4 separate regions of the Homo sapiens genome follow, and all the other regions are linked to region 2. The links are chromatin contacts, found by Hi-C in ENCODE. All regions are on one chromosome and are shown on one strand. Each heading gives the region's core, a stretch centred on a gene start or an enhancer-like site at or near the end of the contact. The rest is flanking DNA. Distances are from core to core; before and after follow the strand shown. Region 1 holds the start of EXT2 (exostosin glycosyltransferase 2). Region 2 holds the start of LINC02696 (long intergenic non-protein coding RNA 2696). Region 3 holds the start of ACCS (1-aminocyclopropane-1-carboxylate synthase homolog (inactive)). Region 4 holds the start of ARHGAP1 (Rho GTPase activating protein 1).

Region 1 (3,144 bases), core at 528-3,027, 1.3 Mb after region 2:
CACACTGGATCTTAACCCAACCATTCCGAAAAACAGAGGAACCAAATATAAGCAAAAGCAAAAAAAGCCACAATTCATTGCCTTACTTGATAGGATTCTTTATAATTAAAGTTATGTTATGGCTAAATGCCCCTAAAAATTATTTTCAATTAAAAACAATGCCCTTTTAATCATGGGAATTATACCATAAGACAATGTGTGTCATTACATAATTAATATGTAAATCTTACTAAGCACTTACTACATGCCAGGGTCTGTTTTAAGCACTTTATAGTGTTAACTTATTTAATCTTCATAACAGCACTATAAGCCAAGCTATTATTACCCTCATTTTACAGATGGGGATAGTACAACAGAAAGTTTAAGTACCTGGCCCAATATTACACAACTGGAAATGCCAAAGCTAGGATTCACAGCATGGCAGTCTGGCCCCAAAACTGATTATCCATTCATACCCTCACATGCAACCAGGAAGTCGGGGAAAGTGAATGATGGAAACTGAATCATCTATTTTATTACAGTGAATAGCCTTTGAGTTCTGAAAGTTACAAACTAAGTCCAGTTAAAGTACATAGAGCACTTACCTGACTTACAAGAAGTTAAGACTTACAAGAATTTAAATGTACATATTTCAAGACCATATCTTCACATAAATAAGTCAAGAACCTTTCTAGATTAGCATTGCCCAATCAGTAACACCAAGCAATTCTTTGATTCTCAAAATTGTGTGTTTAGATCTGGTTCCCACCGAATGTAACAAAGCCCCAAACACCTCTGGACTTCAAGTTGAAGCCCAGAGCCAGTGTGCTTCTGGCCACCTAGTCCCGAGACTAACATGCCCCTGGCCCCGGCCCGACACACCCCCGGGCCACCTAGTCCCTGGCCTAACATGCCACCAGCAATCTAGTCCGCAGTCTAACATACTCCTGCCCCGTCCTGACAGGCCCCCGGCCACCCAGTCCCCTGCCTAACACGCCCCCAGCCACCTAGTGCCTGGCCCAACATGACCCCGGCCACCCAGTCCCCGGCCTAACACGCCCCCGGCCATCTAGTTCCCGGTCACCCAGTCCCCGGCCTAACACGCCCCCGACCACCCAGTCCCCGGCATAACATGCCCCTGGCCCCTTCCCTACCTCGTCCCACGGCTTCTGGCACCGCAAGGGATGCCGCAGGCCACCACCGGACCCTGAGGCGCAGGACATCCCCCTGGGAGGAATCAGATCCCTGTGGCTGGCGGGAAGGTGGCAGCAGGAAGGGAGGGGTCACGGCGGAGGGCGGAGGGCGGGTCGCAGGAGGAAAGGAAGGAGCGGACTGGGGGCGAAGGTTGGCTAGGAGAACAGGTGGGTACCAAGATGCTGAAAGCGCGGCCGCCGCCGGAGGAGAAGGAGAAGCAGGAGTGGAAATCGGAGCGCTCCAAAAGCGGGCAGTCATTGTCACAGCCCCGGCGGGGCTGGGGGTGGCCTCTCGCAGCCCACGGGCCTCCACGGAGCCTCCGCGCGGCCGCGCTCCCTCGGCCCTTGTCCCGACCCAGCAGCGGCCCCCGGAGGCCCGAGCCCTCGCTTCAGCGCCCGCCCGGCCGCCGCCCTGGAGAGCCGCGCTTACCTCGGCCACGGCTGCCTCCCGCTCGGCCCCGAGCTTGGTCACCGGCTCATGCCGCGGGGCGCGGGCCACCTCCGCCCAGGTCGGATCGGTCCGAATCGCCAGCCGCCACTGCCAGGGCCGAGTCTGGGCTGGCGAGCAGCGAGCGAGGGGCCGGTAACCGGGATCCGGGCCGTCTGACACCGAGCGCACTGCGCATGCGGGAGCTGCCGGGCCGCGCCTCCTGCTGGACAGGAGGAGTCCGAGCACCGCTGCAGTGTTTTCCCAGGCAGGCGCGCTCAGGCTCCGCAGTGAAATGCTCAGACAGCCTCATTCATAATTAAAGAATCCTTAAACCCAAACGAGACACCACGCGTTGCTTATAAAACTAACAAATATGTAGACGTTTTATTATAATCAGTTCTGGTGAGCGTATAACATTCCTGGAGGGCAATTTGGTACTATCCATCAAACGGAAAATGCTGGTACCCTTCATTCCAACAAGCTCTCTGTACGGAGTTTGCCCTATGGATATTCTCAACAATGTTTGTCAAAAAGTTCCATGACAGCATTCTTTCTAATCATAGCGAAATGCTAGACACAATCGAAATAAATTATGGAATTTGATTGATTTGAGTAATGTGAGATAGTGCAATATATTTGGGTAAGGAAATATCTCCAAGATATTAGTTAAGATCAAAGCGTAGTCCAAAACAGCGGGCAAGTCACTTTTAGGTAAACTATGCATATGCAAAAACAAGAGGGAGAAATATATAAAGTAGGTGCTTATATTCAGGCATGTGTATAACTTTTTTCTGGAAGGAATGCAAGAAGAAATGAACAGCTTCAGGTGGAGTAGTTGTCGAGGCGGAAATGGAAGCATTTATGGCGAGGAAAGGTGGCTCACGCCTGTAATTCCAGCATTTGGGGAGGCCTAAACGAGAGGATCGCTTGAGCCCAAGAGTTTGAGACCAGCCTGGGCAGCAGAGCAAGACCCCATCTCTACAAAAAATAAAAAGTTAACTAGGCATCGTAGCACACGCTTGTAGTCCCAACTACTTAGGAGGCAGAGGCAGGAAGATTGCTTGAGCCCAGGAGGTCAAGGCTGCAGTGGGCCGTGGTCGTGCCACTGCACTCCAGCCTGGGTGATAGAGCAAGACCCTGTCTCCAAAAAAAAAAAAAAAAAACGCATTTTTGTTTTGTATCTTTCTCTATTATTTACATGATTTAGCCCTATCCATGCACACTAAAACCGCTGTCATAAAGCAGTAAGTGGAAACTAAAAAATTAAATTAAAATTCAGAGCGATGTTATTGAGAGGTTAATGAAATGACCCCTGGGCCTGCGATGTTGGTTTGGTAGAGTTGTGGGTCTGGCTACAGGATCCAAATCCCTTCTGGTCCCAGATGTACTTTGGCGCCATCTGGTGGAAGTTGTCACTGATAGCTTAAATATTCAAAGTGATGATTCTGAGACTAGATACCTACAGAGGCTTCCGGCAGCAACCTCGATTCCAGGGATATTTTTGTGAGTTAATGCCTGCTTGTCACAGATCTAGGGAGATTG
Region 2 (3,248 bases), core at 277-2,776:
TAGCCAATCAATCTCCATGTCATACCAAGCAACGGTCCAAGGGGCAAACTAATTAAAAATTTAATCCCATGATTTTCATCTTAATCTCTTTTTCCCATTAGCTTTGATCAATGCCTACAACTACAATTTAACCAAACTTTTCATTTAGATAAATGACTCAGTGGGGTACCTATTTAGTCCGTTTGTTATGAACCAATGGATAACTAAAATGTATATGCTAATTACTAAAGACCACACACTAATTTTCAAAGCATTTTATTAGCACAAAAGCTGTGTTCCTGTTATCAAATGAAATGCGCTTCCTATGTTACACTCAGTAGTTGTTCAAACCAGTTTCTCTTGACTTCAGTAGCCAAATTGCAGCATGCTGTGTAGGTACACAGTGCACTTGAGAAATGTCTGCACATCCCAACCCTGCACTATATCACAAGCAGTAGTGAAAGGTGTAGCAAATAAGAAGATTCCATGAACTTCTCAGCTACCTGAGACTTCTGCTGCACCCTGAAAAAAAAAATCAGGCTAGAAACCACATAAAACAACTAAACCAAACTGAATGCAGGGGCTGCTATGAGGAAGAATGAACTTTGCAGCCTGTTCCAAATGCTAAGGTGAAGGAGGTCCTTCCTGGCTCTGCTCACTAGGTGTGCAAGTCAGGAGATATTCATTTCGTGATCATCCTTTCCTATCACCTGTGGTGAAATTTCTACTGCTTTCAAGTCTTCCAGCCCCTATTTGAATGCCAAAATTCTTAAGTTCCTTCAAGTAAAAGAGATCTTCATTTTAAAAATAAAAGTCAATGGCTCTGGTCTCCTGTAGCCTTTTCAGCCCCTGTAACAGTGCTTTCTCACTTAGATTTTCACTGTCACTTCAATAAAGGGGTGAGAAGAGAGAACTGGCCTGCGATCAATGAAAACTATTCAGTAAAAACTCTTCATGCCAGACATGGCCCCAGAAACAGGAGGAAAGTTTACCAGACAGCAGGAGTGGGTGGTGGCTGGGTCCAGTGGAATGGGTAAACCTAAAAGGGGACGAAAATGGTTTTCAGGCTGCTGTGGCCCTCTCTACACACAAATTTTGTGGCCATGAAGTCCTGGCTACTAAGCATCATTGTCTTTGCGCAACCGCTGCACCTGCCACTTCCCTCAACCCATTAATAATCGGGTTCCTGGGAGGATTTTCATCCCCAATTTACTGGACATGCCTCCGAGCCACCTCCCCGCTCCGGCCCTCCCTCTCGTTGGTCGCCTTCAGACTCCCCCACACGCGGGACGGCCCCTCCCCCCACCCTCCTCACCGGCTAGCCGCGGCCAGCAGAGCCTTCGAGCGGCTCTGTCAGGCTGCCCTGGAGCGTAAGGAAGAAGAAGGCGCGAAGGAAGAAGACTTCCTCATATTCTTGGCTTCCAAGGGGCGCTAGGGCAACAGAGGGGGAAATGACGTAGCTTCCATCCCGGAAGCGAAAATTGGGCGCGGGTCCAGGAAGCCGCCATGTTGTGTGTGGCGGATGAGAATTTCAGCGCTCAGCATCTGGGTACCAGCAGAGAGGCCCCACAGAGAGGCTAGACTAACCGTCTCCGCCTCCTCTCCTTTCTCTGCTCCTCCCCTCCTCCCATCCCCCCTCCCTCTCCTTTCTCAGTGTACTAAATGAGTGCTTCAGAGCCCAGTGAATAGATGGACAAACATTTAAATTTCCTAGCCGGAAACACTGAAAAGATGAACTGTCAAGAGGCGTTTGAACCAGAGGGACTCCATCTTGAATAGGGGCTGCATAAAAGAAGGTGGAGACCTGCTGGGATGCATTCCCAGGAGGTTAGGCATTCTAAGTCACAGGATGAGACAGGGAGGTCAGCACAAGATACAGGTCACAAAGACCCTGCTGGTAAAACAGGATACTTAAAGAAGCCGGCCAAAATCCACCAAAACCAAGATTGGCAATGAAAGTGAACTCTGGTTGTCCCCACTGCTCATCATATGCTAATTATAATACATTAGCTTGCTGAAAGACTCTCCCACCAGCACCATGAGCATTTACAAATGCCATGGCGATGTTAGGAAGTTACTCTATATGATCTGAAGGCGAGGGTGGAACCCTCAGTTCTGGGAATTGCCACTCCTTTCCCCAGAATACTCTTGACTAATCTACCCCTTGTTTAGTGTATAATCAATAAATAACGTATACACAGTTGAACAGCCCATGCCGCTGTTCTGCCTATGGTGTAGCCAATCGTTTATTCCTTTACTTTTTTAATAAACTTGCTTTCACTTTACTCTTTGAACTTGCCCCAAATTCTTCGTTGCTTAAAGTCTAAGAATCCTCTCTTGGGGTCTGGATGGGGACCCCTTTTCATTAACATAACCACTTTACAATAGTTGAGGGTTTCAAGCACCAGGCTGGTGAGTACAGAGTACATGGCCCTGCTTTTCTTGACTTTGGTTACTTGGACTCAGGCCACAGCTGAAGAATACAGGAGGGAGGGAGGGAGAGAGAGAGATCATTGGGAAGCAGGTGGCGGCAGTGGTGGTGGTGGATTGGGTGTGTGAAATTTGCAGAGTTGGGGTGACTGCCAGGCTTCTGGGCTGATAGCTGGGAGAATGTTGGGCCATCACATACTAAAAGGGAACCACAGGAGAAGAAGCTGATGTGTGGGAAGTTTGGTTTTACATATATTAAGCCTTGAAGGTCTTCTAGGGGAGAAACTCAACAGGCCAATGGATGTGCCTGGTTTGATTTTTTAGATGACAGGCCTGAGCTAGAAATCTGTGCCTTAGATTCTTGTATATGAATGGTGCTAGAGCAGGAGCTTAGAAGAAATTGCCTGGTGGAGAGAATACCCTTTGGGAAAGAGGCGCAGGACAGAGTGTCAAGAGCTCTTCTACTAAAGAAAGGGAAGATGAGCAGGCAGCCCTAGGAGAGGAACCAGGGAAATGCGGCATTGCAGGGAGCAAGGGAAGAGCACTTCAGGAAGAGTAATTAGGTCAGTTTTGCTGATAAATTAGTGAGATGACTGAGCAGACTTTGTTGTTACCTGGAGCAGATTCCTTGGAATGGCTGGAGAAGGTCAGCTTGTGGTGAGTTGAGGAATAAGTGAGGGTGATGGTGAGAAAATGGAGATAAATGAACATAGGCAAATCTTCCAAGAAGTTGTCTGTGAAGAAATGAGAGTGATTCTGAAAGGAAAATGATGATTTTTAATTATTATTTTTTAAGATTGGAGAAACATAAGCTTGTTTTGGGGGGTTTTTGTTTTGTT
Region 3 (3,604 bases), core at 187-2,686, 1.3 Mb after region 2:
ACTGCCCAGGTCCTGCATGCAGGTGGGGCCCAGACAGGTGGTGGGAGCCCTGAAGTCCTTTTGAGGAAGGGTGAACATCTGCAAAAAGACAAAACGCACAGGCCTGCTCAAGGGATTTCCATAGCACCAAGCATCAGAAAGGAGTTGGAGTCATGGGAGTCCCCTTTCTCTTATCTGCCCCTTCCTTTAGGTTTATGCACTCATCACTTCCTGTGTCCCTTAGCTGTAACCATATGTGCAACGACTTCAACAAGAAAAATCTGTTAAGGACCTAGTACGTGCCAGGGACTGCACTTGCCACATTGACGTGACTTTAATGTATTGCTGCTTTAGCGTGTTCTACTTCTGCAAAAGTTTTTCACTCTCCAGCCTAAGGGGTCATCAACATTCTTTTTCCACCCTTGCTCACCTCAATTACCAAATGCCAGGTTAAAATTTCCTGAGTTAAAGCAGAGTATTGCCTGGGAGTCCTGGGGGTCTTGTGGTGTAAAGGGTAGGATGAGATTATGTGGTGTTCTGAGGCAGATGGCGGGTAGGAACTGAGGGAAGGGAGGAATGGGAACCTCCACAAGTGCAGGCAACCCAGGCAGAGCTCCAGGGCCTGCCTCTTCAGTCCTGAAGAAACGAGGTGTGGACACCAAGGAGAGGGTGGTCTACTCCTGCCCGCGGGTGTGAACTCCTTCACTTCTCTAAGCCAGTTTAGTTTCCTCATCTGCACAGTGGATATAACAGTAACCACCTCGGGGTGGCCGTGAAGACATAAATATATATGTTAGTGACAATAAAGTACTTAGAACAAATCCTGGCTGATGACCAAAGTTCAATAAAATATGAGTCATTATAGCGTAACTCCTTGCCAATTTTCCCAGTCCTGATGCACAACACAAGCTCTGGTAACACTGGGCGCACCATAAACTCAGCGGGTACCCGCAGTTAAATTTTCCTCCGCAAAGTCTTCTCAGGGGTACTCTTTAAATTGGCTGGGCTCTCCCAAGAGCGCTCACCTCCAGCTCTCCCGACAGCCCAGGTCCGAGGAAGGGCAGCACAGTGGGCGGAAGCCGGGGTGGGAGTAAAGCCTGGGGTAGGGGGGCGGCGGGGTTCGAGCCTCCAGGCGTCCAGCAGGACGGCGGCGAATCCACAGCCAGATACCCGCACTCGATGAGGCCTTGGAATCCCGCAAGTGGGGCGGCTACCGCGCACGAAGAACCGAAACGGCCTTCTACAGGGCGGAGGACGTCTCGCGAGAGACGGCTCCAGGTTTCCAGGCAGAGGAAGTGTGATCGGCGCCAAGGGATTCGAGATGGAAGGGCAGAGGCTTTTGCAAAGTGCACAGAGGGAGGCCTGAACGGCTTCCTCCTCTGCAAAGTAGTGGATCCCACCTACTTGGCGGAGCTGGAGGAGGCGGTGCTGGCACTCGGTGGGCGCCCATCACGTGTAGGTTTTCTCCGCCCGGAAACGCCCTGCGGCGACTTACGCGTGGGTGAGGACAGCGCCCCCCTGCGCTCAGCGCGCCCGGACTAGGAGACTGAGGGCGGTCCGCACCGGGTTGGGCTTCCAGGCCTGTTCAGGGCGCAGTTCGTCCCCTTGCCACTCAGGCGGGGGCGGTCTCGGCGGGGACTACGCTTTAAGGGTGGCACACGAGGTAGCACCGCGGGACCAGGAAAAGGGAAAGGGGCGTAATGCCGTTTCCCACCTCCACTCTGGGTGGCCTGCGCGTGCTGGGCCGCCGCCGGGCCGGGTCTGCCACCTCCTTCTGCCTCCTGGCCTTGGTTCTCCAGTTTTCAAAGGAGGTTAGAGCCACAGAAATTTCTTGCCAAAGTATGCTTGGCTGCGGCCCACACAAAGGGCTTTTTAGATTCGGGTGTGAGCATCCTTATGGCCTTTCATCGCAGTTTGTCATTTCTGCCCCTTTCATTTGTAGGGGATTTTCTGTAGCCCTCATAGGTTCTTAGTTGGGGGAGACTCCTGTTACAAAAGACAAATTAACAAGAGAAAAACAGACAGAAATTTACTGACATGTGTATTTCATTTATACATGAGAAATCTGGAGGGAATGAGTCGTTCTGGAAGAGGTGACTTTGAATTCCAGTTTTTATAGCATCTTCAACAAAGAACAGTAATTTTTTTAAGTTACAAGACAAAGAAATAGGGCTTTGAGTCTCTCCAGGAGGCAACTTGTGAGAAGGCAAAAAAAAAAAAAAAAAAAAAAGACAAAGGCCAGTTAGTCAAGCTTGTTAATGTAAATTCCTCTGGTACCATCTCCAGGCCATAGGGGTCTAAAGTTGTCTTTGTTCTCCTAGGTAGACAGAGGGACAGGATACCTTTTGTCTTTGTAAACCTGTGTCCTACTTTTAGGCAAATAGGGCCAGGGTAGAGAGCTTTCCTGAATGTGCTGCTGCTTGTCTTTAGCACAATCCTTCATGTTTTGGGGAGGCATGTCCTGGTCTCCCACACGTGCCTGCAATATTTGTTGAACTCTGGCTAGGTGTGGCGGCCCACGCCTGTAATGCCAACACTTTGAGAGGACAAGGTGGGAGCATCCCTTGAACCCAGGAGTTTGAAACCAGCCTGGGCAACATAGAGAGACCGTGTCTCTACCAAAAAAAGGTTTTTATGTTTTTTTGTTTTTTTGAGACGGAGTCTCGCTCTGTCATCCAGGCTGGAGTGCAGTGGCACAATCTCTGCTCACTGCAACCTCCGCCTCCCGGGTTCAAGCAATTCTTTTGTCTCAGCCTCCCCAGTAGCTGGGACTACAGGCACGCACCACCACGCCTGGCTAATTTTTGTATTTTTAGTAGAGATGGAGTTTCACCATATTGTCCCGACTGGTCTTGAACTCCTGACCTCGTGATCTGCCCGCCTCGGCCTCCCAAGTGCTGGGATGGCAGGCGTGAGCCACTGCACTCAGCCAAAATGTTTTTGTAAATTAGCCAGACTTGATGACATGTGCCTGTGGTTTCAGCTACTTGGGAGGCTGAGGTGGGAGGATCACTTGAGCCCAGAAGGTAGAGGCTGCAGTGAATTTGATCGTGCCACTGCACTCCCACCTGGGTGTTTGCGAGACTCTATCTAAAAAAAAAAAAAAAAAAAAAAAAAAATTACATACACACACACACACACACACACACACACACACACACATATAATTTCAAAAGTATTTTTCAAACTCTGCCCTAAGCTCTACATATTCTGGCAATGGGTACAGTGGGCACCCAGGTCCCAGGTAGAGCTGCAGTCTCTGAGGTGCCTTGAATGGGAAAGTCTTCTTTCCCCATGAAAGGAAATAAGCAGAATCTCTCAATACAGGTATGGCTGGGAAGACATGGCTGTCTTCTGGCCATTCCACTTCTTGTCTTCACTTTTGCCTTGCACTAGCTAACACTGTGACCTTGAGCAACTCTCATGACTTTTTTGGCCCTTACTGTTTTCTTCTGTAAGATAAGGAAGCGATTATTTTCCTCTATTTAAATCTTAATTCTATGTAATTCACATCTCAGTGAATGCCTGTTATGTGCCAGGTCTCTGTAAAATGCGAGGATACGGTGATGAGCAAGACAAACCAAAGCCTGCATGATTGATTGGGAAGGCCGACTTACAATGTGGG
Region 4 (3,617 bases), core at 768-3,267, 1.3 Mb before region 2:
TAGATGAAACTTTCCTGGGACAAATTTAAGATGAAACTCCTGGAAGGTTAGAAGCCTCTGGTTCTCCTCTAACAGGACAGTGCTGTCTGATTCTTCATTCAGTAAGGACCAAAAAGTCTGTCTCCTCACCTCCCTCCCAAGGGTATGGAGAATTACTAAATTGAACACATTACTGTCTTCCAGTGAGTACTAAACAGAAAAAGTAATAAGGAACACCAGCTTTTTAAAATGGTATTTATTGGGCCAGGCGCGGGGGCTCACACCTGTAATCTCAGCACTTTGGGAGGCCCAGGCAGGCGGATTACTTGAGGCCAGGAGTTTGAGACCAGCCTCACCAACATGGTGAAACCCTGTCTCTACTAAAAATACAAAAATTAGCTGGGTGTGGTGGTGCACATCTGTAATCCCAGCTACTCGGGAGGCTGAGGCATGAGAATCACTTGAACCTGGGAAGTGGAGGTTGCAATAAGGCGAGATCGTGCCACTGCACTCCAGCCTGGGCGACAAAGCAAGACTGTCTAAGAAAAAAGAAAAATAAATAAAATAAAATGGTACTTATTGTGCAGTGAAACCTTTTATCTTCACTATTTCATCAGCTCCTCCATATAATCCCAAGAGAGCCACTGCTTTGTTTCACAGATGAATTAAATGCGGCACGTAATTTAACCAGCTAGGTGACAAAGCTGGAATTTGATCCCATGCTTTCTTAATTCCAAAAACCTTAGCTCTTGACCTTCCTCACTCACTGCTGACACTGTATGATTCCAGCTTTCAACAACTTTTCAAACCTCGATTCTTTAACTACTGCTGCTGAGAGGAGACAGTCCTGAAGAGAAGGGACAAGACTATCTCCTATCTCTTGAAATACTCTCTTTCTTCAAATTGAAAAGCTGTCTAGCAATGTCCAAACCTCCCCTACATTTTCAAGGGCGGAGGGAAGTCGCTCTATCCTTCAATACCTCCTCCTGCCGTGGCTTTACTCCCTCGCCCTTCTCCTTGGAGGCAGACTCCTCTTCCAGCGGCCCCCACAGCAGGCCGGGCTGCAGGGGGTCCCCGACACACCAGACCCCCAAGCGCTGTTCCTTGGCGAGTGAGGGGCCAAGGGCCAAGCCCCGGGGAAGGCTCTTTAAAGCGAGGATGTCTCGGGTCGGCTCGGGTGGGACGTCTTTGAGGCCCTGCGTACAGCCTTCTCCGGAAGGGTTCCATCCTAAGTCCAGGCCCAGGCGCGGCTCGCGGGCTGCAGAGAGAAGGGAAGACAGTGAGGGAGCCACCCAAGAAGGTGGGAGGTGGGGAAAAGTGTGGGAGGAAACCGCAGGTCCAGGTGGGCCTGCGGAGCCCGAGGGACAGGTGAGGGCTCTAAGGAGGGCCCTGAAAGTTTTGAGGAGGCTCAAGGGCTCTTCAGAAGCCCCCAGCGACTCTGAGGGCACTGGAGGATCCTGGGATCCGGAGGAGAGAAGACTGAGGAGAAAGCTGACCACAGAGCGTCAGATCCACCTGGGCCAAGGTTGAGGGTCGCGGACATCGCAGGTCACTCACCGAGTTGCAGCGCCTTCTTCCCCTCCAAGAGCAGCTCCTCCGCCTCCTCCATTCCGGGTCAGAAAGCCTCCCTACGCCGGAAGTGAGCTTCCTCTTCTCAGCTCCTCCAGGAAACAGTCACGGACTTCCAAATTTTTTTCTCAGGAAAGAAGCCTCAGAGCTGGACCTCATTGGTGCACAGGACTGGGAGTTTGGGAGTACTGGGGAGGCAGAACTCTGTCCGAGAGCAATGCGAACCTCGGATTCCGGAGGTGCACCAGTGATTCGACTAGCTGGGAAAGCGGAACTAATTGTTCCAGCCATCTCTTTGGGAGCGACGAGTCGGACAGTTATGCTGTTACCTCCCCGAGGCAGGAACTTAGGCGGGCATGTGCAGGAAGTGGGCGGGGCTCCTGGAAAGGCCATGTTTGGGGCCGGAAGTGGGTTGGAGGTGTGGCGGAAATGGTTGGGGATAGAAGAGAGCGGGAGGGGGCGGTTCCCGTTCCACCGCGGAGCCGGATGTTTGCCGAGCCTTGACAGGCGTGGCAGAGGGAGCAGTGCCCGAGCGCGGTGAGCTGCTGGGCGCGGGGTCTCCCCGGGTGGGGATGGGGAAAGGAAAGGAGCTGGCCAGGTCGTCCGAAGGGATGGGGTCCGGATGGGGAGGACCGGAGCAGATCCGAGGAGGGGAACGGGGGTGGAACTGGGCTCAGAGGCCTGGCCTTCCTGCAGGGTTTCTGCCCCATTTTGGCGCCTGCAATAAGAGGACTTAATCATTTTCACTACCTTCTTCCTGCCTTCCCCAGGGCAGAGTCCAGGCCGGATCGCTGTCATCCAGCAAGCCGGCGGGAGGGGGAAATCTCCCAGATCTGATCTGGCAAAGCACTAAGAAGAAGAAATTTGGGGGAAGTGTTCCTCCTTGCCACTTATTAGGCCACGCTTTCAGTTCAACTTATTTATTTTTTTAAGACGGAGTTTCACTCTTATTGCCCAGGCTGGAGTCTCGGTTCACTGCAACCTCCGCCTCCCGGATTCAAGCGATTCTCCTGCCTCAGCCTCCTGAGTAGCTGGGATTACAGGCGTCCGCCACCACGCCCGGCTAATTTTTGTATTTTTAGTAGAGACAGGGTTTCACCATGTTGGCCAGGCTGGTCTCGAACTCCTGACCTCGTGATCCTCCCGCCCCCGCCTCCCAAAGTGCTGGGATTATAGACGTGAGCCACTGCGCCCGGCCTCAGTTCAACTTCTTAATCTGTGAAACAGGATAATTGCAAAACGTAACCTGGGCTTTGTAAACCGTGAAGCTCTATGCAAACATAATTGTAGTTGAGAGTTGTAATTGCTGTTGTATTGTGGTGGGATTTGCAACTGGGAGGCCGATTCCAACGTTGAGAATATGATTTCTTTTCTTTTTTTTTTTTTAGACGGAGTCTCACTCTGTCGCCCAGGCTGGAGTGCAGTGGCGTGATCTCGGCTCACTGCAACCTCCGCCTCCCGGGTTCAAGCGATTCTTCTGCCTCAGCCTCCCAGGTAGCTGGGAGTACAGGCGCGCGCCACCACACCCGGCTAATTTTTGTATTTTTAGTAGAGATGGGGTTTCACCATCTTGGCCAGGTTGGTCTCCAAATCCTGACCTTGTGATCCGCCCGCCTCGGCCTCCCAAAGTGCTGGGATTACAGCCGTGAACCACCGTGCCCGGCTGGTCCTCTCTTTCCTCACTGTAAAATGAGCTTAGTAGAACATGCCTCATCAGTGCTATCGTGAGGTTGAGTTTGTGTCCCCAGTTCATGGTCCTATATAGGCCCTCAACAAGTGTGGGTTCCCTTCTTTACTTAGGAGATGAATTAATTGGTTCATTCATTCAACAAATGATAGCATCTACTATATATCAGGTGTCATTCTGAATAGACCAGAAGTTCTTAAACAGTGATTCTCAGAAGGTGTATGAACCTCTTAAAATTGCATACATCTCCTAAGTTTTCTTAGGGAAAAAGTCCACACATGTTACCAATTTCAGAAAAGTCTACAACTTCCTAAAAGTGATTGCCTAAGGTGATCCTTAAGATTTTTGTAAAGGTTTACCTGCTGAGAATGGAAAAATTAAT

What was found. A loop is a pair of places that touch in the nucleus more often than their neighbours do. Pooled maps may share reads with other maps.
Region 1: a map of naive thymus-derived CD4-positive, alpha-beta T cell shows a loop between it and region 2 (8-fold over the local background). The contact joins the promoter of EXT2 here to the promoter of LINC02696 in region 2. A Hi-C loop is called at or near these places in 2 of 168 maps with a recorded cell type or tissue (B cell and naive thymus-derived CD4-positive, alpha-beta T cell) and 6 of 50 pooled maps.
Region 3: a map of B cell shows a loop between it and region 2 (24-fold over the local background). The contact joins the promoter of ACCS here to the promoter of LINC02696 in region 2. A Hi-C loop is called at or near these places in 2 of 168 maps with a recorded cell type or tissue (B cell and naive thymus-derived CD4-positive, alpha-beta T cell) and 7 of 50 pooled maps.
Region 4: a map of CD8-positive, alpha-beta T cell shows a loop between it and region 2 (16-fold over the local background). The contact joins the promoter of ARHGAP1 here to the promoter of LINC02696 in region 2. A Hi-C loop is called at or near these places in 2 of 168 maps with a recorded cell type or tissue (CD8-positive, alpha-beta T cell and naive thymus-derived CD4-positive, alpha-beta T cell), 2 of 37 single-sample maps with no recorded cell type and 6 of 50 pooled maps.

Annotation. Positions count from the first base shown.
Region 1 is chr11:44,094,311-44,097,454 of GRCh38, reverse strand. EXT2 (exostosin glycosyltransferase 2) reads right to left here and starts at 1,777. Exons shown (of 14, transcript NM_207122.2): 1 at 1,603-1,777. RefSeq lists an enhancer at 821-870 and a silencer at 1,291-1,910.
Region 2 is chr11:45,353,649-45,356,896 of GRCh38, reverse strand. LINC02696 (long intergenic non-protein coding RNA 2696) reads right to left here and starts at 1,526. Exons shown (of 2, transcript NR_120558.1): 1 at 1,295-1,526; 2 at 240-501.
Region 3 is chr11:44,064,102-44,067,705 of GRCh38, reverse strand. ACCS (1-aminocyclopropane-1-carboxylate synthase homolog (inactive)) reads right to left here and starts at 1,436. Exons shown (of 15, transcript NM_032592.4): 1 at 1,005-1,436; 2 at 1-78. The coding sequence starts at 78. RefSeq lists enhancers at 1,267-1,456, 1,477-1,566, 1,667-1,796.
Region 4 is chr11:46,699,019-46,702,635 of GRCh38, reverse strand. ARHGAP1 (Rho GTPase activating protein 1) reads left to right here and starts at 2,017. Exons shown (of 13, transcript NM_004308.5): 1 at 2,017-2,085. ZNF408 (zinc finger protein 408) reads right to left here and starts at 1,605. Exons shown (of 5, transcript NM_024741.3): 1 at 1,537-1,605; 2 at 960-1,237. The coding sequence starts at 1,588. RefSeq lists an enhancer at 1,522-1,811 and a silencer at 2,142-2,261.